2 separate regions of the Homo sapiens genome follow, and region 2 is linked to region 1. The links are chromatin contacts, found by Hi-C in ENCODE. All regions are on one chromosome and are shown on one strand. Each heading gives the region's core, a stretch centred on a gene start or an enhancer-like site at or near the end of the contact. The rest is flanking DNA. Distances are from core to core; before and after follow the strand shown. Region 1 holds the start of ZNF17 (zinc finger protein 17). Region 2 holds the start of MZF1 (myeloid zinc finger 1).

Evidence for each region. A loop is a pair of places that touch in the nucleus more often than their neighbours do. Pooled maps may share reads with other maps.
Region 2: a loop to region 1 is called in a pooled map, with 6 times the contacts of the local background. The contact joins the promoter of MZF1 here to the promoter of ZNF17 in region 1. A Hi-C loop is called at or near these places in 6 of 50 pooled maps.

Annotation. Positions count from the first base shown.
Region 1 is chr19:57,409,855-57,415,526 of GRCh38, forward strand. It overlaps ZNF17 (zinc finger protein 17), which reads left to right and starts at 1,307. Exons shown (of 4, transcript NM_001330617.2): 1 at 1,307-1,552; 2 at 3,742-3,782. The coding sequence starts at 3,762. RefSeq lists enhancers at 1,311-1,420, 1,501-1,560 and a silencer at 1,804-2,006.
Region 2 is chr19:58,569,299-58,575,051 of GRCh38, forward strand. MZF1 (myeloid zinc finger 1) reads right to left here and starts at 4,037. Exons shown (of 6, transcript NM_198055.2): 1 at 3,757-4,037; 2 at 1,696-2,131; 3 at 1,046-1,229; 4 at 218-288; 5 at 1-99. The coding sequence starts at 2,091. It overlaps MZF1-AS1 (MZF1 antisense RNA 1), which reads left to right. Exons shown (of 6, transcript NR_027334.2): 3 at 1,086-1,159; 4 at 2,560-2,657; 5 at 3,280-3,525; 6 at 3,619-5,499. RefSeq lists enhancers at 2,742-3,603, 3,604-4,463, 3,832-3,921, 3,982-4,411.

The sequences.
Region 1 (5,672 bases), core at 57-2,556:
CAAGGTCAATACAGGACTGAGGACTAATTCATTAAATACGTCTTACGTGTCTTAGAGGACCACAGACAGCTAGCAACCCTACTCCTAATGTGTCCCATGCACTTAGTATTGTACCTGGCATCGAATGAGTGTTCATCAAATATGTTAGAGTAATAAATACGACAGCACAGTTTCCCTATTCAGCTTTACTTTTCTGGTAACTCTTTTAATATATAGTCTTTACCTCTCCCTTCAAGCTGTTAATGCACAATGTTTTCAAGTTTGAAAAAGAATCAGATTTTGGACACCAAACTTGAGTGTGTCCAAGGTTCCAGGACAACCTTAGCTTTTTTCCTCCTATCACAAATATGTTTCTCTATAACTATTTTTGCCACTTTCTTTGGATATCTACATAATCGTCATTAATAGTTTCAGTAATAGCCATTTCACAAGAGTTATTCAGAGACAATTTCAACTCCCTGTGCAGACACTGTTGATACAATTTCAGGCGAAATGATAAATCACTTTCCACTAATGAGATGAGATCATGCATTCCCAAACCTTTATCTCAGGAGTAAGATGCTTTCTTTGCACAAGGGCTTTGACTGGTGGAAGGCCACACTATTCTGGCAGATAATGGTAGATAAGTCGCTTTTCCTTTTCAGTTAGGTTTCAGTCTCTTAAAATAAGTGGAAAATATCTCAGATATAAAGTAATAAGTATCATGTGAATAAAGTGTTGCTGGGTAGGCTGAAAGACAATAACTGATTATTCAGAAAGGAAAGATATTACTCCTCAAACTCCCCATCATGCCATGTCTGGGTCTTTTCAATGTGCCCAGCAGAGCACATTGAAGATCATAAAACAGTCTCCAGAGCTTCGTTCTGTGTGTATTTGGCAAGCACAAAAGAGCTGACCGCTATGCGTGGAAGACCAGTTCTTTATGGTTGGCCATGTTCCTTCGGATGTTCGTCTTTTGGGAACTTGCTGTGCTTTACAGAATCTGAAAGGACAGGTCTCTGAAACATTTCTCTGACTTGTTCTAGACTGCCTTCCGGGAAAATCTGGATGCTTGCCGTTTAAAAGCCAATGAAGCCCCTCCACGTCCTTGGAGCCCCGCAACTGCATTTCTCAAAGCCTCAGGAGGATCCTCCTGGCTTTCATCCTGAACGCGAGTTAACTTAAGTTCAGAAGCGGGGCAGGCAGTGGCCTGGGAACTACATTACCCAAAAGACACAGCGGCGGACACAAGCAGCGAGTGTAGCCAATGAAGGCCTAGCAGAGCGGCGTCTACGGGGGTTCGCAATGCGTGTGGGCGGGACTTCCTGCAACGCCTCCTGGGGTTGTCAATATGGCTGCGTTGGGATCTGTTCACCTTCAGGCTGAGTCGAGACTGAGGTGAAAAAGCGGAAAAACGCGAGAAAAGGTTTCCCCGTTGTACAGAGGCTAGAGTGAGGCTCGGTTGAATCGGTTGCAGGCGTTGGTGCCTCTGTCAGCGTCCAGGTCACTGCCGCTCCCGCCCCGCTCTTCCCTGGCTGTGCTGGCGGAGGCTGCGCCGATGAACCTGACTGAGGTGGGTGCCGCGTCCCAGGGCGCCCCGCCCGATCCCTCCTCCGAGTGCCGAAGCCCCGAGGAGGGGCCCTGCAGGTCAGGCCCCTGTGTCCCAAAGAGAGGAGCGTTCTTGTGTGGGGTACCGGTGTCCGCGGTGCTGTGAGGCGGGGGAGCTCCTGTCAGGGACCTGCACGTGCGAGGCTTAGAGGTGCTGCAGAGCGGGCGGCACTGGGGAGCCCGAGCGTCTTTGTCTCCACGGAGCTGAGGGTGAGGCGGAGTCTCGCCTGGGAGGGCAGCGGAGCTGCTGAAAGCCGTAGAAGGCTGTGCAGGAAGGGTTATGCCCAGAGGTAGACGTTTAAAGTTGGGAAAAACAGGATGTTAAACCAGGACAAGGGGACCGCTGAGGAGACCCCTTGAGTTATGGTAGGGATGGGCCAGAGGGGTTGCAGTAGAGGGGAAGTGTGATGAGATTCTGGATGGATCTCAGAGATAGAGTCGACAGGATTTCCTGCTGCATCAAATGTAGCAGTGAGGGTAGTGAAGGGTCTATTCCATGGATTTTGTTTTGGCCTGAAAATCTGAAAGAATGGAGTTGGAGAAGTCAGCTTAGGGAGCAGGTTTCAGAGAGGATTATGAGTTGCATTTTGGAGGGCTGAGTTTTGGAGGGCAGATCATGGGTGGGTCCATAAGCCTGACGCTACCTTTAGAAAGGCGCAGACCTGTCATAGGAGGGATTCTGGCTCATATCTGCAAAAACGGAGTTCTGAATGGGTTAAGGAACTGGCCTAGGCTGGAGACTGAGGTGTGAGGTGGTTTAGATTTCTGCACCTGCAGACCCAGCAGCCCCCCAGGCCCACTCTGTGGAACAATAGGAAGGTCATCCAGACTAGTGGGGACATTGGGTCCAGACGGGGGTAGGGCTTTCTCACATCTAGTCAAGGGCCTCCAGCAAGCTTCCAGCAACTGAATTTGTAGCAGGCAGGCCTGGTTGCTGATGGGACCAGTAACTGACCTGCTTGCTTATCCCCTCCCTGCAACTTATTTATTTATGAATGTGTAAAACATTTTTTTTTTTTTTGAGACAGAGTCTCGCTCCATCGCCCAGGTTGGAGTGCAGTGGCGCGATCTCGGCTCACTGCAAGCTCCGCCTCCCGAGTTCAAGCAATTCTCCTGCCTCAGCCTCCCGAGTAGCTGGGACTACAAGTGCCCGCCACCACGCCAGGCTAATTTTTTGCATTTTTAGTAGAGACGGGGTTTCACCGTGTTAGCTAGTATGGTCTCTATCTCCTGACCTCATGATCTGCACGCCTCAGCCTCCCAAAGTGCTGGGATTACAGGCATGAGCCACCGCGCCCGGCCGAATGTATAAAACATTTATTTAACCACTAATGAACCAGTATCCTTCTAAATATGTACACATAGGTCGGCAGTTAGAAATGAATGTAACCAATAGTTAAATTTATTCACTTAATAATTGTTGAATGTTGATTTTTCTTTTTTCTTTTTTTTTTTGAGACGGAGTCTCGCTCTGTCGCCAGGCTGGAGTGCAGTGGCGTGGTCTCGGCTCACTGCAACCTCTGCCTCCCGGGTTCAAGCGATTCTCCTACCTCAGCCTCCCGAGTAGCTGGGATTACAGACATGCGCCACCATGCCCATCTAATTTTTGTATTTTTGATAGAGACAGGGTTTCACCATGGTTGGCCAGGATGGTCTTGATCTCTGCACCTCGTGATCCGCCCACCTCGGCCTCCCAAAGTGCTGGGATTAGAGGCTTGAGCCACCATGCCCGGCTGAATGTTAATTTTTCTATTTGCTTGCAATGGAAAGTTTTATGTATCACATTTCCTTAACACCGTAAGAAGTGGGAAAAATACACACCCAAAATTTCAAAACCCTTCCATGTCATTTGTACCGAAAACATGTAAAAAATATTTAATCCAGTAGAAAGAAATTGCTGATACATAGTGTGTACTACTTATATTTGATGCCCATATAAGCCCTATTAGTTGGCAATCCTTTTAATCTCTATTTTACACATAAGGGCACCGAGACTTAAGGAAGTTCAGTCCTCATCAAGACACTGAACCCTGAGGACTTACTGTGTACCCTCAGATAACTTTGCTCTAGTTGCAGGGCCAGAGGTGGTTGTACAGTCAGCCTGTAGGATGCTGCAATGCTGTCTTAATCCTCATGGCCTGCCTCTTCCCACAGGGTTCATAGCAGTGGCAGCAATGCTTATGGATGCTGGACAGGTGAGTGGAGAGTGTTTCCAGCTTTCACCCATCCCAGATGGTTTCAGCATGCTGATATAGGGAATGGTGTTATCCTGAGACTGTTCACCTTTTCTTCTCTCTCCCTTGGGTCCAAGGAGAGCCTGTAGTTCCACCAGACCTGGGTTCCAAACTCAGTGCCTGGTTATATAGAGTGGTTCTAGTTCTCACAACTGATGGTTTGAGATTTGGCAAGGCATCTCAAACACAGGATCTAGAATGTTCAAATGCTTGGTGGTGAGACTTAGATGGGATGCTTAGAGAACTGTAGCTTAATGTTCTAGCTGGCAAGGATAAGGAGCACAGCAGCAGGGCAGGAGGTCGGGGCATGCAGGGATCAGGCATGGAATGGCAGCCTGAGGTTGTCTAGGTTTTTGTTTTTGTTTTGTTTTGTTTTTGAGACAGAATCTTGCTCTGTCTCCAGGCTGGAGTGCAGTGGCGCGATCTCAGCTCACTACAACCTCCGCCTTCCTGGTTCAAGCGATTCTCCTGCCCCGGCCTCCCGAGTAGCTGGGATTATAGGCACCCGCCACCATGCCCGGCTAATTTTTGTATTTTTTAGTAGAGATGGGGTTTCACCATGTTGGCCAGGATGTTCTCAATCTCTTGACCTCGTGATCTGCCTGCCTCGGCCCTCCCAAGGTGCTGGGATTACAGGCTTGAGCCACCACACCTGGCCTTGTTTTTTTTTTTTTTTCCAGACAGAGGCTAACTCTGTCGCCCAGGCGGGAGTGCATTGATGTGATCTCGGATCATTGCGACCTCTGTCTCCCAGGTTCAAGCAATTCTCCTGCCTCAGCCTTCCAAGTAGCTGGGATTACAGGCATGAACCAACACACCCAGCTAATTTTTGTATTTTTAGTAGAGACAGGATTTCACCATGTTGGCCAGGCTGGTCTCGAACTCCTGGCCTCAAGTGATCTGCCTGCCTCAGCCTCCCAAAGTGCTGGGATTACAGGTATGAGCCACCGTGCCCAGTGGTTCTAGGTCTTTAATCTGAGGGGGGTAGTAGCTAGGGAAGGTTTGAGAAAGAAAAAAGAGGTGATTTGACCTAGATTCTTTTTTTTTTTTTTTGAGACGGAGTCTCCCTCTGTCGCCCAGGCCAGAGTGCAGTGGCGTGAACTCGGCTCACTGCAAGCTTCGCTTCCTGGGTTCACGCCATTCTCCTGCCTCAGCCTCCCAAGTAGCTGGGATTACAGGCACCTGCCATCATGCCCGGCTAACTTTTTTTTGTATTTTTTAGTAGAGCCAGGGTTTCACCGTGTTAGGATGGTCTCGATCTCCTGACCTCATGATCTGCCCGCCTCAGCCTCCCAAAGTGCTGGAATTACAGGCCTGAGCCACTGCACCCAGCCAGATTTGACCTAGATTCTAAGAGGCTTCCTCTGCCTGCAGAATGGAGGACAGAGTGAGAGTTAGGGAAGAACCAAGGATACCTGGGTGATAATTCCTGCCACAGTCCAGTGGAGGTTGGTGGTGGCTGGACACGAGTGGCGGCTGTGGAGGTGGGAGGGGTGGGTGGCTTCTGTAGGTTTTGATCTAGAGCTGCTCACATTTTTTGATGTACAGAGCGAGGAAGCTCGGGAGGTAGGATGCAAGAGGGAGTCAGGAATGGCCCCATTGTTTTGGCCTTGTTGAGAAGGTTGGATGTTCCAGCAACTAAGATGTGGTAAATTTTGTAGTAGGGGGAGTTTAATAGAGCATATGAAGAACGAGGTTTGGGCTAAGTCAAAAATGTTCCAGAGACTCGAGTAGAGGTGCCAGACTGGCAGTTGAACACACAGGAATGGAGTTCAATGGAGGTGTTCAGGATGGAGACATCTACTATATGATAGCCAGCGTGTACACCATGGTAAATCTGTGGGTCAGATT
Region 2 (5,753 bases), core at 2,787-5,286, 1.2 Mb after region 1:
TTCCTCATGCCACAGGGCCCTGGGGTGCTCCCTCCATGAGGGACCCTCAGGCCCAGTCTTGCTGTGGGGAAAGATCTGGTCCAGCACGGTCCCACATCTCTGAAATCACAGTGGTCACTGCTCCTCTGTGCCTGGCTGGGCTCAGGGAGGGACCTACCTGACCCCACCCAGCAACTTCCAGGGAAAGGAGGAGAACATGGACCTGGGCAGGACTTACCTGGGCCTCCTCAGGCAGGAGGGTGGGTACAGACTCCTGGGTGGCAGCTAGAGGCCCAGACTCCAGGAAATCTAGAGAGGAAAACTGGTATCAGGCAGCCTGAGTGAGTTTCCACCCCACTGCCCTTCTTAGTGGTGTGCCAGGTGCTGGGATGCAGAGAGGTGGGATTCTTGGTTGTGGGCTTGGGTTGGGGAGGGCAGTGCAGGGTAGCTGAGGGCCCAGCTCAGGGGCTGGGTGAAGCAGAGTACCCTGGAAGGCCAGGGGTTGAGCTGCAGTGGGATGAGATGGGCTGAGGTTTGTGCCCCTGTAGCCGTATGTGAACCATGGGGCAAGGTGGTCAGCGGGGGTCAGAGGTATTGTACAAGGGTCCACATAGGAATGGCAGGGTGTGAGCAGCTAGTTCAGGTGCCCTGCCTGGGAGGTGAAAGGGGTCATACCCCTAACACTACGAGGTCCTCCCTCAGCAGCTCCTAATTATACCTCTGCCTGCTGTCTGTTCCCCAGTGACAAGCACATATTGCCTAACGCATCTCCTTGGGGACTGAACACCACATGCCATCTGTACTGGGAAACCCCAACAGCCTGCTCCATGCCATGGGGTTCGTGGGTACAGGGCTGTGGCAGTCAGGCTTGGTGTGTGAGGGGTAGTGACAGCACTGGCTGCGGTGGAGGGGAGACCTGACTGGGTAGAATGTGGGGGCTGCTGGCAGATGGAAACCATTCCATTTATAACAAACCTGGCCCAGTGGACTTCAGACTGACTGCTCAGGCCAGGTTCCCTGGCCCACCCAACCAGACCTTAGGCGCGCCCACCGTGCATGCCCTCACCTGAGTCCTCTGTAACCTCTGACTCCTCTTTCACCTGCAGGCCCAGTGGTGATTCCTGCATAGTCCTAGGAGGTGTCTTGGGCCCAGGCTCTGGAGTTGGAGGCTCAGTTTCAGGTAGGGGCTGGAAACTGGAGGGCTCCATCTTCTCTGATAGGACCTCCTGGCCCTGCACCTGGACTGTGACCTGGGGAGGTGCCCCCACCATCAGAAGTCCTACCAGAGAGTAAGGCTGGCCGCAACCTGGGGTTTGTGGGTGCCCATCCCACTGTAGGATCCCAGGGGCCTGCCTTGTAAATACCTACTGACTAGGTCCTCCAAGGACCTACCTCCCCTAGGCCCTGAGCAAAGAATGAAGGGACCACCTGCAGTCCCTCCCCTGCTCTGACATCGTGGCCTTCCAGTACCTTCCCCATATTCCCCTAGCCTGCAGCTCCTATGTCCACGTGACTGCAGGTGATGCAGGAATGGGCTGGGGAGTCTGGCCCTGGAATCCCTCTGCCCTGGGCAGCCTTGCACAGGGTCTCTGTTGCAGGTGGCCACTTCTGTACCACAAGGGAGAACGTGTGTCTGGCAAAGCGTGGTGCTGCCCAGGGTGAGGCCGAGCTGGATGATGCTCCAGTCCTGAACCCCACTCGTGGACACTCACTCACCCATCTCCGGGGTCCGCCCGGCTCCCGGCGCAGCCCATCTACTAGGGCAGCAGCCTCCTCGGGGCTGCCTGGCCGCTGCCCCTGCACACGGGCCTGGATCTCAGGGGGCAGTGCGCCCAGGAACTGCTCCAGCACCAACAGCTCCAGCATCTGCTCCTTGGAGCGTACCTCTGGACGCAGCCACTGGCGACACAGCTCTCGGAGCTGGGCCAGGGCCTCTTGGGGCCCTGTGGCCTCCTCATAGCGGAAGCACCGGAAACGCAGGCGTGCAGCTTCAGGGCCTGGGTCCCATAAGGCAGCCTCACCCTCCTCCTCAGAGTCCTCTAGCTTCACCATGACAGGCCCCTCATCTTCTGGGGGTGCTCGGTCTGGGGAGCCCAGCACCGCAGGCCTCATAGAGGGTACCAGGTCAGGTATCTGAGGCCAGTGTCTGCCCCTGGTGAAGAAATAGGATGAGGCTGTTGCAAAAGGAGTACAGTGAATGCTTCACTGCCTAGTCTATGCTGTACCGTTTGATCCTCAGACCTACCCCATGTGGAAGGCAGATGAGGAAACAGGCAAAGAAAGGCCATCTACAACCCACAGACTTATGCAGCTGGAAGCCCTCCCTTAGCCACCTGTATCCCTGGTCTTCTCTCCGCTTGGGCCTGTGCAAAGTCTCTGACAGTCTCCCTGCTCCAAACACAGGCTTTTTTTTCTTTTCTTTGAGACATGCTGTCAGTCAGTTGCCCAGGCTGAAGTGCAGTGGCGAGATCATGCGTCACTGCAGACTTGACCTCCCGGGCTCCAGAGATCGGCCTCCCAAGTAGCTGAGACAACAGGTGTGTGCCACGACATCCGGCTAATTTCTTAATTTTTCTGTAGGGATGGGATCTTACTATGTTGCCTAGGCTGTTCTTGAACTCCTGGGCTCAAGCAGATGATCCTCTTACCTTGACCTCCCGAAGTGCTGGGACTTACAGGTTTGTTCCACCATGCCAGCCCACAGGCTGTTTTTTAGGACTAGAAGACACTTCTCTCCCCTGTATCCTTCCCTTCTTCTACATGTGCAACCTCATTCCTGCGCTACAGCTCTCTCTTTACCAGGTGGATGGCACCTATACACCTACAGCCTGGGCATCAGCATCACTGCTGGCGTCTCCCCCTACCCAACGCCAGCCCTTACTTCACCTTCTATTCTCTCATCTACTTCGATGTGGCTCCTCATTTGGGCCCCACCATCATTCCCCTCCCTGCTTGGAAGCCTCACTCCACCTAATCCTCCATGTCAACCTGTGCAGTCACTTGTATGGCTCAGCTCCCAGGCAGCACCCTCTCTCCCTACTCAGCCCCATCTTCTAAGCCCAACATCACACTACGCAATGCCCCATCTCAGCTTCCTGATTTAGCTGGGGTTGGAAGGGGATGGGGGAGCTTCGCAATGGGTGGGGGGGCGGCAAAGGCTCCAAGACTGCCGGAACAGGAGCCTGCAAGGAAGTCCCGAGACTCTGATTCCGCCCATCTTCAGATCACTGTGCCTTCGAGAACTTGTTTCCCCATTTGCAAGTGGGGCTGACCTCCCTCCTCGCGCTGTTCCTTCTGCAGCTGCGGCTTTAGGAAGGAATCTGCGTTTATGAAGGGGATGGCACCGCAGAATCATTCCCCCGTGGGTGGCATCGATTTCGAGGGCCGCCTCATCCTGGGGGCCAAGCCTCCACTCTTCAAGGTGCCAAGTCAACCTGAAACCCTGGGAGAGACTTGGGTCATAGCCAAGATGGCAGGTACCTACGGAGGGTCCCGAAATACACTTCCCAGAAGTCCAGGCGGCAACTTCCGCTCCAGGGTGCCAAGGTAGGTCCAGACGACGCCTAGGCAACCGGGGGCGGGGCTCCCAAAGCCTGTCGTCGTGGCAACGAGTAGTGATTGACAAGCCTCTCGCTCTAGCCCTGGGCGCTCCCGCAAGGACTGCCCGGATTCGTTCCCCGCGCTTCCGGTCTCACTGGGGAGCCGGAATCCCCGAGTCTGCAGCCACCGCCCCCGTCCACACGATAGCCCTCCCGGTTAAGAGGACCCCGCCCTCACCTCTGCGCTCAGCGGGCCGCTCCGCGCTCCTGAGCACGCGCAGTCTTCGACTTCCCCCTCCCGCTGGACTACGTCTCCCAGGATGCTCCGCGCACCAGCTCGAGCGCCTCCTTGCCCTTCCCCCACCCTCGTCCCCGTTTCTACACCCTCTCCTCCCTTCCCCTAGCGGTGGTCGCAATGATCAGGTCATACTCCTGGCCGCTTCTTCCCATGCTCCCCGCCTCGAATCCGTGCGTCGGCATGCGCAAGCCTCTCAGGTACAACAGACGGCAGCACCGCCTACCAGATCGCGCATGCCCCCCACCACGTTTTCCTCACTTCTCTACGGGCCTTCCTGAGATTAGCAGGATCCTGCACCAATCACGGCCGTCATTAGAACTCCGTCGGTGCCCCACCGCGTCTCCATGGCAACTCCCTACAGGAAGGGGCCTCTGCTACTTCCTAGACCGCAAAATGGAGAAAGGCTTGGCCCGATGCTTTCCGGCAGATGTAGTCAGCAGGCCCTTCGTGTGTACGTGCGCGCGCGGCGCGATGACGTTCCTCTGTGATCATGGGCGAGGGGCGGGCCCTGAACGTCTCCATGGTAACCTGGGGACACGACTCGACATCGCCTGGGTAACCCGGAGACGCGGCGGGCGTTGAAAATGCAATGGGGCATGTGGGATGAAGAGGTGGGGAAGGGTACTGGGGCAGAGAGATGCCGATCGATAGAAACAGCGAGGAGAGACGGAGAGAGACCAGAGACTCAAGGGCAAAGAGAGACGAAGGACCGGCGGGAGGAAGAGAGAGAGAGACAGAGAGACAGACTCACAGACTGGGAGGACCGGAGACTCGACGCGAGGAGAGACAGTGAAAATAAGTGAACAAACATAGAGACACGGGTCCAAGTTATAAGAGGGCTGAGTGGATCAGAGGGTCAGGGCCGGGCAAACAGGTGTCAGAACAGTTAGCAAGAGAGAGGCAGATCAGAAAGGGATGCAGATGAAAGAGACACAAAGAAGGAAACGCAGAATGGGTTCACAGAGACAAGAAATGCAGATATCCAGACTCAAGAGGTAGACAAGAAGGGAGAGGGACAGAAACAAGAAGGGAGAAAAGGGACAGAAATTAGAGATACAGTAAGATGGATTGACAGTTTTCGAAGACCTAGAGAAAGATGACAGCACGAAGAGAGACAGGGAGAATCCGAGGTAAAACTGTTAGGAAAACTTAGGAGTCCAGATGCTGTCCAGTTATATGCTACCCTGTACAGGTTGATAGGTTGCAAATGCTTTCTGTCCAGTGTATCGCTTTGTAGCTCACTAAGCAGTTTTGTATCCAACTTTGTGCTTTTATTTCAGTGTTTTTCTTTTTCTTTCTTTCTTTTTTTTTTTTTTTTTTTTGACGGAGTCTCGCTGTTGCCAGACTGGAGTGCAGTGGCACGATCTCGGCTCACTGCAACCTCCGTCTCCCAGGTTCAAGCGATTCTCCTGCCTCAGCCTCCCGAGTAGCTGGGACTGCAGGCTGCTCCACCACACCCGGCTGATTTTTGTATTTTTAGTAGAGATGGGGTTTTACCATGTTGGCCAGACTGGTCTTGACCTCCAGACCTCTGGTGATCCGCCCACCTCGGCCTCCCAAATTGCTGGAATTACAGGTGTGAGCCACCGCGGCCGGCCAGTGTTTATTCTTCCTTTCCTGTCTTCCTAGAATCATCTTGCTGCTTCCCTCAGTACGGTAAATAAATCTTTTGACACATGCTCACTGAGAGTCATGTTTTTAACTGTTTTGAAATTATATTTGGCAGTCTGAAGGGAACCTGTTCTCCGGGCTAGGGGACAAACAGGGAAAAAGAAAATAGTGGCCGGGCGCGGTGGCTCACGCCTGTAATCCTAGCACTTTGGGAGGCCGAGGCGGGCGGATCACGAGGTCAGGAGATCGAGACCATCCCGGCTAAAACGGTGAAACCCCGTCTCTACTAAAAATACAAAAAATTAGCCGGGCGTAGTGGCGGGCGC